Linked DNA regions of Homo sapiens: region 2 is linked to region 1. A link is an interaction called in ENCODE POLR2A ChIA-PET data of the cell type or tissue named here. Cell type or tissue: Panc1. All regions are shown on one strand. Links, peaks and the distances in the headings refer to the core of each region. The heading gives the core; the rest is flanking DNA.

Evidence for each region. Peaks named below come from ENCODE experiments on the same cell type or tissue, not always from the same donor. Only the 100,000 strongest peaks of a DNase experiment are listed, where the experiment ranks them.
Region 2: POLR2A ChIA-PET joins it to region 1 with 14 read pairs; 8 of 35 experiments call an interaction of 5 or more read pairs at or near these places.

What each region holds. Positions count from the first base shown.
Region 1 is chr2:85,544,148-85,549,849 of GRCh38, reverse strand. It overlaps MAT2A (methionine adenosyltransferase 2A), which reads right to left. Exons shown (of 9, transcript NM_005911.6): 9 at 4,569-5,702. It overlaps GGCX (gamma-glutamyl carboxylase), which reads left to right. Exons shown (of 15, transcript NM_000821.7): 15 at 1-5,130. Among named protein-coding and RNA genes, the nearest start is that of MAT2A, 7.8 kb to the right of the region's middle. In Panc1, for the core only: a CTCF peak has its summit at 3,180; no DNase peak of the experiment used is centred there; H3K4me3 peaks cover 1,257 bases; H3K27ac peaks cover 4,928 bases.
Region 2 is chr2:85,296,448-85,302,149 of GRCh38, reverse strand. The region is part of intron 4 of TCF7L1 (transcription factor 7 like 1); the gene reads right to left. Among named protein-coding and RNA genes, the nearest start is that of TGOLN2, 29 kb to the left of the region's middle. In Panc1, for the core only: CTCF peaks have their summits at 1,634 (motif pointing right), 2,983 and 3,185 (motif pointing right); DNase peaks (open chromatin) are centred at 1,638 and 3,209; H3K27ac peaks cover 856 bases.

The sequences.
Region 1 (5,702 bases), core at 438-5,437:
TCAAAAGTTTTTTTTTTTTTTTTGGGGGGGCGGGGTTCTAAAGCTGTTTTTAACTCCGAGATTACAACTTAGAGGAACCAAGGAAATAAAGCAAATAAGATTTAACAACCCAAGATTAAGAGGCCAGGAAGAGGTTAGACGCAATGTGAAACTGTCCTCCTAGGATAAGGTTTAAAGTGGCTTTTTGGGGGCTGGGTGCCGTGGCTCACGCCTGTAATCCCAGCATTTTGGGAGGCTGAGGTGGGCAGATCACTTGAGGCCAGGAGTTCGAGACCAGCCTGGCCAACATGGCAAAACCCCTTCTCTACTAAAAATACAAAAATTAGCCAGACGTGGTGGTGGGTGCCTGTAATCCAACTACCCAGGAGGCTGAGGCATGAGAATCGCTTGGGCCCAGGAGGTGGAGGTTGCAGTGAGCCGAGATCGAGCCACTGCACTCCTGGGCAACAGAGCAAGACTTCGTCTCAAAATAAATAAATAAAGTGGCTCTTGGGGAAAAGCAATTTAATGTACCACGATGAATAGCTAACTGTTCCCAAGTGTTTGCTATGTGCAACACACCGCGTGAGCAGTGTTACCTGCATTATTACATTAGGCTGAGAGGTAAAATAATTTGCCCGAAGACATACAGCTAGTGACGAATGGACTGATGGTTTGAACTTAACGTCTATTTGACTTAAGGTCCTGCACCCTGCCACTTGTAATTTTCAGAATCACTGATAATCTGAAATAATGCAGCTTAAAACATGTTTTCTTAATTAAAAGTATAATTGGATGGTGGTCAGGTTGTAAATGCACACAAAGTAATTTATCTTCATTGCAATTTTGGTTCCTTCTTTGTTCCTATTATCTATATACACCCAGTGTTTCACTAGCAGTTATGAGAGCAGTCAGAATAGCAGCATCAAAGTTAAATAAGGAAATCTAGATGATTGCTAGATTTTCTCTAAAAATAAGCTTAGTATTTGGTATTATTCTAGCCTTTGGTGAGCAGAAGGGGAGGTAAAGTAAGAATTAACTAAATTTAGTAAGGGATTAGGGAATGCTTAGACATTTTGTAGGTTGGGGTATACAAGGGTAACTCAGGAAGCTCCTCAGTTCAGTGAAAATTCAAAGGGTTGGCACTGAGCTAGGAAGCGAGAATGCAGGGTTATGAAAAAGGATCCCTGCTTTGGGAGCTCATGGACTTGTAGCAGAGACCGGTAGTAAATTGGCAGTCTCAGTAACTTCTGTAAATGATTGCATCTCTTTGCAGGCTTCTCTTCCCATACTCTCCCCCACTCCTCCTTGGACAGTGTTCCGGGGGTTCTTTCCTAAGCAACTGCTTTTTCAGTATACATACTTCAGATGATTGTGTCTACTCCAGGATTTCCAACGATGCTAGGTTTCTTTCCTGTGCCCTAGACGTATAGGTCTAAGTTCCACCTGGATATCCCACAGGGCTATCAAGCTCAGTTCATCCTAAACAGAACTTACATTCATCCCCAACTCAGACTTCCTTATTCTTTATTATTGAATGGCAGCTCTGTACCTTAGCCAAGCTGTTATCTCTAGGTCATCAGCCTTGACTCTTCCTTTTTCCTTGCATTTCTTAAAATTGCCAAGTCCCATCAATTTTACCTCCTGGATACCTCTTGAATCTATTTTTTTTTAAAGACAGGGTTTCACTCTATCACCCAGGCTGGAGTTCAGTGGCACAATCTTGGCTTACTGCAGCCACCACCTCCTGGGTTTAAACGATTCTTCCACTTCAGCCTCCCATGTAGCTGGGACTACAGGTGCCCACCACCACGCCCAACTAATTTTTGTATTTTTAGTAGAGACATGGTTTCCCACATTGGCCAGGCTGGTCTCAAACTCATGACCTTAAGTATCCACCTGCCTTGGCCTCCCAAAGGGCTGGGATTACAGGTGTGAGCCACCGTGCCCAGCCAAATCTGTTTTCATTACTACCTATATCTGTATTTTCAACCTTTGTATTAGCATCTAGTTAGGGATAGACCAGGACAGGGCCGACATGTTAGTTGTCAAGCAGATTGCCACCCTCCCCCACCACTGAGGAGGCCAAATGGAGTTTGGTGGAAAATCTCTAATTCATTCAAGGTATTATATGGGCAAGCAATGGCTGTGGCACAGGGTCCCCTGATTACTTTGTAAGAATGGGTGGGAGGGATGCTGATTTTCAATCCTTTTGCAGATCTTCTCTCATAGTAACACAATAGAAGATACTTTGCCACTATGTTGTTTGCCAAACTCACTGTACCTACTTGACTGGTAACAAAAGTCCCAAGAGTTACTTGGGAGAAGACACTTGAAAAAGTATTTTTCTAAATATGGGCAAGGATGCTGCCCTTCCCCAAACTGTTAGTATACCACCTCTCTGACCAATTTTCCCAAGGAAGATATTGGGGTAGGGTGAGGTGTAAAGAAAAAGTGGTCATGTAAATACTGGTAATAAAAGCTGTTCAGTGGGGTAGAGTTGGGTTGCAACTGTAGCCATTCTAAAAATGGGCTATCAATGTCCTTTTAGCCAAAAGACTTTAGTATACATCCTCCTCATTCTACCCTCAGGATTTGGATCTTTGCCCCTGATGGGTATCCATCCCCTTTGAAACTTTAGAAAGGCAGGTTATATACAGAATGTTCAACCTAAAGACATTTCCTTAAGTCATACTTTCATGCTTTCTAAACTATAATCACCCTTATCATCCCCTGCTGTTATGCTTTCCCTCTGCTCCCTGTGGCCTAATGTTCCTCCACCACCTTATTAACCTTCAGGATACTTTTCCCCTAGGCTGGGCAGGACAACACTATCCCCTTGGTCCACAAGCTCCCTCAAGGTTGGGGAATCTTTGTTTACTTAGCAAATACTGAACATAACCTTAAAGCGGTTACTTTTGAAAACTTCTCATGCTATTCTACCAACTTGGAGGCACCTATCCATGCTCATTCCCCTAATGTAGCCAATATGGTTATCTGCAATGTATTGGCATCTAAAAACTCCCTTATGAAACTGCCAGACTTGTTCTGGAACATTTCAATTACATGCAAAATTCAGGTTCTCAAGTTGGAACAAGTCTAATTGACACACCTGCATAGGTTTTAACCTTGCCCTCCCCCTACTTCCCAACAGATTTCCAAGTTTTTTGAGAAGGAACCTTGCTCTGGCCCAGGCTGGAGTGCAATGGCGCCATCTCGGCTCACTGCAACCTCTGCCTCCTGGGTTCAAGTGATTCTCCAGCCTCCTGAGTAGCTGGGATTACAAGCACCTGCCACCACACCCAGCTTTTTTGTATTTTTGGTAGAGACGGGGTTTCAGTTTGCCAGGCTGGTATCAAACCGTGACCTCAGGTGATCCACCCGCATTAGCCTCCCAAAGTGCTGGGATTACAGGTGTAAGCTACCATACCCAGATTTCCACGGCTTTTTTTTTAAGTCTCACTCTGTTACCCTGGCCGGAGTGTGGTGGCACGATTTCAGCTCACTGCAAGCTCCACCTCCCGGGTTCACGCCATTCTCCTGCCTCGGCCTCCTGAGTAGCTGGGACTACAGGTGCCTGGCTAACTTTTTTATATTTTTAGTAGAGACAGGGTTTCACTGTGTTAGCCAGGATGGTCTCGTGATCTGCATGCCTTGGCCTCCCAAAGTGCTAGGATTATAGGCTCACGCCTATATTACTATATAGTGGCCTATATTACAGGCCACTCCGCCTGGCCTCCAAATTTCCAAGTTTTTAAGTCTCCATGCAAACAGGCATAAGCAAGCACTCCTTGGCTCTACATTTGCAGGACAAGCTGGACCACCATTCAGATGTTGGTAGAAATGTAATCCAAGTGGCTATTCTCTATGCATGTAGCTCCTAGGTTCAAGAGCAGTGTGGTCTGCGGATTTTCTACACAACCTGCCATAAATGAAATTTAAGCCTTTGGAAATTTATAGCATTTTCAGCTAATTTGCATTATTTATCTCTGCAAGATATTGACTAGAAATCACGTTTCAGAACTTCTCAGATGAAAACATCATACAACCCTTAAAACTAAGCTCATAATTTAAAAATGTATGCAGATTAATAGGCTTAAATTGCCAGGACTTTAGATAGACATTACCACTTCCAGGTTAATACTTTTAGCGGTTTTTATGCCTTCAATGGTTTGAAGCCCTCAACCTTAGTTGAAAACTTAAAAATGGCATTGAATGGCTGCTGCAATAAGGACACATGAATTTTGGCTTAAGTGGACTAGGAGGACTAAATCTTGCTTAGGCTTTTAAAAAATGCCCACCCACTGGGTCTAGGGATTGAGGTTATTTTCCTGAATTATGGCTAATTATGGATTACAATTCAAGGTTAAAGATACACATATAGTATTCTCAGGTTATTCATATGATAGCATTTTTTAAGAGCCAAAGTCTCAGTCACCCAGGCTGGAGTGCAGTGGCTTGATAATGGTTCGCTACAGCCTCCAACTTCTATGTTAAAGTGATCCTCCTACCTCAGCCTTTCAAAGTGTTGGGATTATAGGCACGTACCTATGGCCCCAAAGCACTTTAACAAATGAGTAACAGACACAGTTAAGGTAGAACCTAGCATTTTATTTAGATCTTCATTAAACTGTTGGAATTGAGAACCAGACATACGTAATAAACCTCCAAAAATAGATCCTGAAAGGCACTTTCTGCTTAGGGCAAGCAGTCATGGAATAAGCATGTAAACAAGCTGGCTTCTCTGTACCACACCAGCCAAGTCAGCTTTCTCCATGGCCAGCCGCACCAGCTCTGCCCTCCCTTCTGTTAACACCAGCCAGACCCCCTGTAGGTCTAACCCAAGGTTTTTCTGTAGGACACCTTGGCCTACCTGGGAATGCTGGAAACATGTTGTTAAAGGAATCATGGTGTTGAGAGAAAAAAAAAAAATCTTTTAAAAGCTGCCATCTGAGGTGATGGCTTCTCTGTACTTACGCCATACCCCAGAATACAATAAATAAGCAATTAGAAAACGTTCAAGTATGAAGGGATTTCCTCCTCCCCGCCAAAAGCACTGCTCTCTGAAGGAAGCTGGTTTCTCTGTAGCTACACCAGCTGTTCAGAAAGCTCATTGGACCTGGTTTTGAAAATAAAACAAAGTTAAAACCCTGGGAGGAGTTATTGTGCAGTGTGGAGTACTCAGGCTTTCTTATAAAGAAAAAAAAAAGTTATCTGGTACCAAAGTGTGCAACCTACAGACCCTCAGGTACTGCCCTGTGACTTCTCTGTATGACATCACAAGGCTGCCAAGTGCCTGTTTTTCTAGAACTAGGAGTTGGTGAGGTTTGGCTAGTGCTGAAACCATGCATAGGATTGGTTTACTAAATTAAAACCTTATTACGTACGTCCTCCAAAAGACAGCTGAAAGTGGAGAGATTTTGATTTGGTGCTGTTAGAGGTGGCAATTAAGAGCATAAGCACCAGGGAGATGGTTTAATGGTAACTGCCTTTTTTGATGTCAGGCTGGAGCTCCAACTGGGAACTTGCGTTACATGCAAGATTGATTGGATAGGGAACACTCCCTGACAAAGAGCTACATAATTAGAAATGGATCAAGTTACAGGGAGGATAAGGGGAAGGCTTCACATTCATAATAGAGCTCAAGACATTACAAATTCATGCTGACAGGGCTGTGGCATTGCCAGACAGAGGCTATAAGTGGAACTACAAGTACTTTACGT
Region 2 (5,702 bases), core at 512-5,511, 250 kb after region 1:
TTTTTGTTTTGTTTTGTTTTTTGAGATGGAGTCTTGCTCTGTCACCCAGGCTGGAGTGCAGTAGCATGATCTCGGCTCACTGCAGCCTCTGCCTCCCGGATTCCAGCAATTCTCCTGTCTCAGCCTCTGGAGTAGCTGGGATTACAGGCGTCTGCCATCACGCCTGGCTAATTTTTTTGTATTTTTAGTACAGATAGGGTTTCACCATGTGGGCCAGGCTGGTCTTGAACTCCTGACCTCAGGTGATCCACCCGCCTCGGCCTCCCAAGGTGCTGGGATTACAGGTGTGAACCACTGCGCCCGGCCCTGAAAAGGTTTAACACACATTTTTCAAATAAACTTCATAGAAACAGTTGCTCTCAGGTTCAAGTCTGGGACTGGGAACAGGGCAGGGGGAGAGTTGCCCCCATTAGACCTCATACTACCAAGTCTCATATTCAGGCTTTACAGACACAACCCTAAAGCACTTGAAACACTTCTCTCTGTAACACTTTACTCTGCTGACCTCACTACCACATTCTGTGTAAAACACCACCAAATGGAAGGAGCACCATTATTTTATAAAGCTATTGAGAAAAACGCTGGCACGCCACAGACACATCTTCAGAGATGTTAACATGGGAAAAACCTGTGCGTTCTACAATTGGTAAACAGAATTAACTTTTTAATTGTTTAAACCTAATCTGACTTATCCATAAGGCTTTTTATTTTAAAAACATCTACAGGTCACTGAACCCTGCATTACAAACACAGCACCAGGCATAATTTCTACTCCTTATAACCTAGAAAAGAAGCTGTGATTACCCCCATTCCAGAGATGAGGGAACAGCCCAGAAAGATTACATGACTTAGCCTGGGACACGGTTAGTAAGTGGCAGAGCTGGGATTCATATCAGCTGTTTATGGCTCTAATAAACAAGAATGTTTTCTCTTGTACAACCTGTCTCTCCCAGAACCTTCTCAAAACGTAAAACTTATCTGTCACAGAGAAAGGACAGAAATTATGTTTTTTGATAATAAGATAAGTGAGTTACAAGTGGAGAAGAGATTTCTTTTTAAAAGAGATTTGTGGCCGGGCACGATGACTCATGCCTGTAATCCCAGCATTTTGGGAGGCCAAGGCGGGCAGAACACCTGAAGTCAGGAGTTCGAGACTAGCCTGGCCGACATGGTGAAACCCTGTCTCTACTAAAAATACAAAAATTAGCCGGGCATGGTGGCGTGTGCCTATAGTCCCAGCTACCCAGGAGGCTGAGGCAGGAGAATTGCTGGAACCCAGGAGGCAGAGGCTGCAGTGAGCCGAGATCGTGCCACTGCACTCCAGCCTGGGTGACAGAGCAAGATTCCATTTCAAAAAAAAAAAAAAGAGATTTGTAAAAAAGATGATTTGGAGGTAACCCAAGGGCTACAACTCCAAATGGCTATATTCCTCTTTGAATTTTTCATTTCGTAGATTCCATGAGACCTTTCTTTCCTTTCATGTGGTGCCTATTTGGTACTCATAATGCAAACTCCAATCCATAGATTTCCTGGGTATCCTTGAGCTCACCACAGCCTTGTTCCTTTTCAGTGTGCCAAGCAGAGAGGAGAGGCGGAGAATTAAACCGTTTATAACCATGACCACCAGGTGGCGCCAGCACACAGCTGGGCCCTGCTGGTGGCTGGTGGGCTCACTGGATGTTGCATCATGAATTTAAAAAGTACTGTCTTCTTACTGTTTTCACCTGTCCAATTACTCGTTTTTGAAGATATCTCCATATACATGAACATACAACACAAAAATATTAAAAATTATTGTAAGATCAGATTTCCAGGAAGCCAATGCATCTTAATGATAGTTTCTGGAAACAGCTTTGTCTAAAGGGTGACTTTTAGTAAAATAAATCCAATAGAATTATTACCAGCGTGAAAATACATAATCACAATTAAAAAATACATAAACTCTGTAATTTAAAAAAAGGCTAAATAGAAGCACACCAAAAATGTAAACAAGTTATATTTGAGTGGTGAAACTATGGGTAACTTTGTCTTTATTGTCTCTCTTTCCATATTTTCCAACTTTACTTTCACCATGATCTACTACTTAAAAAAATATACTATGAATAACACAAACTTTCTAAGAAAGAAATGCAAACTATATCATAATTGTATCACAAAGCATTTAGACAACATAACTGCACCATCCTAACCCTGTCGCTATGGTCATTTTGGCATATCTCCTTTCATTAAGCCTTTCTGGGCATCAGTGTGTGTGTGTGTGTGTGTGTGTGTGTGTGTGTGTGTGTGTGTTTGAGACAAGGTCTCGCTCTGTTGCCCAGGCTGGAGTGCAGTGGTGCAATCTCGGTTCACTGCAGCCTCTACCTCCCAGGCTCAAGCAATCCTCCCACCTCAGCCTCCCAAGTAGCTGGGACTACAGATGCGCACTGCCACACCTCGCTAATATTTTGTAGAGACGCGGTTTCACCATGTTGCCCAGGCTGTTCTCGAACTCCTGCGCTCAAGCAATCCATCCACCTTGGTCTCCTAAAATGCTGGGATTACAGGTGTGAGCCACTGTGCCGGGCTCAGTGGCTCAAAATAAAATTTTATTCTATTTTGAGACAGAGTCTTGCTCTGTCACCCAGGCTGGAGTGCAAGTGGTGTGATCTCGGTTCACTGCAACCTCTGCCTCCTGGGTTCAAGCGATTCTCCTGCCTCAACCTCCCAAGTAGCTGGGATTACAGGCACCCACCACCATGTCCGGCTAATTTTTTTGTATTTTTAGTAGAGATGGGGTTTCACCATGTTGGCCAGGCTGGTTTTGAACTCCTGACATCAGGCGATCCCCCTGCCTCAGCCTCCCAAAGTGCTGGGATTACAGGTGTGAGCCACCACGCCCAGCCTCTGCATCAGTTTTAAATTTACATTTATTTACATCATTTATAGCTGTCTTAAAAACTGGTGATAGTATTAGCAAATCCTGATTGCTCATGTGCTGTATTTGGCCTGGGGAGAAACCAGCAAACAGGACTCAATGGGTAACAGAATTAAGTATTAGGTTGGTGCAAAAGTAATTGTGGTTTTGGCCATACTTTTAATGGCAAAACCACAATTACTTTTGCACCAACCTAATACAAAGTAGGGAAATTTTTATTTGAAGATCTATGTATAGTTGTCGAAATGCTGTGTGAGTTCTTACCGTTTCCCACTAGGTGGCATCATTGTCCAGAAAATGAACCGGGAGGGAAGGCGGTAAGTAGATAGTGGCCTCCTAGAAGGAAGGTTCTCCTTGCAGGCTTCTGTCCCAATAAAAGTTCCTGCTCATTACTCTCCTCAGCTGCCCCCAGGGGCAGGATGTTCACAGCATATACCCAAACCGAGGACTAGGAATGTAGGGAACCACCGCACACCCCTCTGTGGATAACCCCAACAGGGACAAAACACACAAGCGTGGGCATGGGTGTGCATGGCCAGGAAGCTGAATCCAGATGCATCCAAAGAGCCCCTGAGAGCCACCTCAGACCTAAATCCTTCAGGCAAGCGCTGCAAGCCAGCTCTTTCTAGCTCAGGTGTTTCCCGTCTATTTCAGTCTGTTTCTAGAGTTGGTACAAGACAAAGGTCTTTAAACTCTGGTCTCCCTAGGAAGCCATGTGTCCTCTCTCACATGCTTTTTTTTTTTTTTTTTTTTTGAGACAGAGTCTTGCTCTGTCACCAGGCTGGAGTGCAGTCTCGACTCACTGCAACCTCCGCCTCCCAGGTTCAAGCAATTCTCTGGCCTCAGCCTCCCGAGTAGCTGGGACTACGTGCACCCGCCACCATGCCCAGCTAATTTTTGTATTTTTAGTAGAGACGGGGTTTCACCATGTTGGCCAGGATGGTCTCGATCTCTCGACCTCGTGATCTGCCCACCTCAACCTCCCAAAGTGCTGGGATACAGGCGTGAGCCACCGCGCCCGGCCTGCACTTTTTTTTTTTTTTTGAGATGGAGTCTCACTCTGTCACCCAGGCTGGAGTGCAGTGGCATGATCTCGGTAAAAATATAAAAATTAGCCAGGCGTGGTGGCACATGCCTATAATCCCAGCTACTCGGGAGGCTGAGGCAGGAGAATCGCTTGAACCTGGGAGGTGGAGGTTTCAGTGAGCCGAGATCGCACCACTGCACTCCATCCTGAGCGACAGAGGGAGACTCTGTCTCAAACAAAAATAAAATAAAATAAAAAATATTAGATAAATAAGTTTATTAAAATATTTTAATACAGTGTTAAAATGCTAAGAAGAAAAACTAAGAGAAAGTAGAAAAGAAATATAGAGGGGGTGAGCAGGTTAAACAGGATGTTTCCCAGGATGACCAGGGAAGGTGTCAATGAGAAAATGACTTTTTTTTGGAGACACAGTCTCACTGTGTCCCCCCAGGCTGGAGTGTAGTGGTGTGACCTCAGCTCACTGCAGCTTCTGCCTCCTGGGCTCACGGGATCTTCCCACCATGCCGGGCTAACTTTTGTATTTTTTGTAGAGATGGGGGTTTGCCATGTTACCCAGGCTGGTCTTGAGCTCCTGGACTAAGCAATCTGCCTGTCTGGGCCCCACAAAATGCTGGGATTACAGGTGTGAGGCACTGCGCCTGGCCTGAGAGCATGACTTTCACATTTTGAAAGAAGTGGGGAGCTGGACACGTTGATTGTGGGGAAGGACATTTTGGCCAAAGAAACACTAGTGTAGTATGCCTGGCATAGCACGTGTGAGGACCCACGGCAGGCCAGTGGGCTGCAGCAGAGAGGAGAATGAGGGTCTGTACGGATGGGTCAACAAATACTTTCTGAGCTCCTGAAAGTGGTGTGCTGCAGGCTACGAAAAATGTGAAGGTAAGTCAAGAGTCTCTGCAGGGCAATAGGAGAGAGAAAAGACTCTGGGACCTGGAATGTGCTTTCAGGTCCTTCTGAGCAATGGTATGTTTCTGAGGTCTTTGCAAGTAGGACAGGATTTGTCATTCTTGGGATAAGCCTTTCCTTACCCAAACTCTTCTTTTCCCACTGTTTGCTGGCATTAAGGGTGGCAAAAGACAGCCCTAAGGTTACCTTTATTTTTGTTCCTTTGGCATTTGCCTTTTTTTCTCTTCTGCATGGGTGCTTGAAGGAAAACATTTCTAAACCCTTGCAATTTGAACTGTTTTTAGGATATGTCTAGGTGAATGTCAATTTTCATTGAGTTTTATAGAATTCAAAGGAGCTCTTTCAATCCATAAATTCAAGTTTTTGTTTTTAGAGCCCATTTTAACTTTCTTAATTGCCTCTTTTCCTTCAGTTTGGTCTCTTCTTTAGAAACACTATTTGTAGAATGGTTTTTAATTTTTTTTCTCTGTATCTATCAGCGACTTTCTCATCACAGTTACAAATGGCACAAATGTGACTTGCCACAATGTCAACTCCAGTCTATACAAAGACGAATGGGCTGGGAGACATGAGTAAGAATTTCAAAGACGCTGAAGCTCAACAGCAGAAATGAACAGAAGGAACGATGCAGGTGGAAAACCATCACTGCCTGCTAAAACTAGTGGGTGAAAAATTGATGAGAAATAGGGCATTGGCATAGCCTTGGAGCCTCTCCCTACAAAACACTTATTAATTACAAAGGGAAAAATTGTTACCCTAGGGTGGAAACGTTTGTCAGATACCACCTAATCCAAACAGTTGATGCTAACATCACTAATACTGGGACAAAGGCAG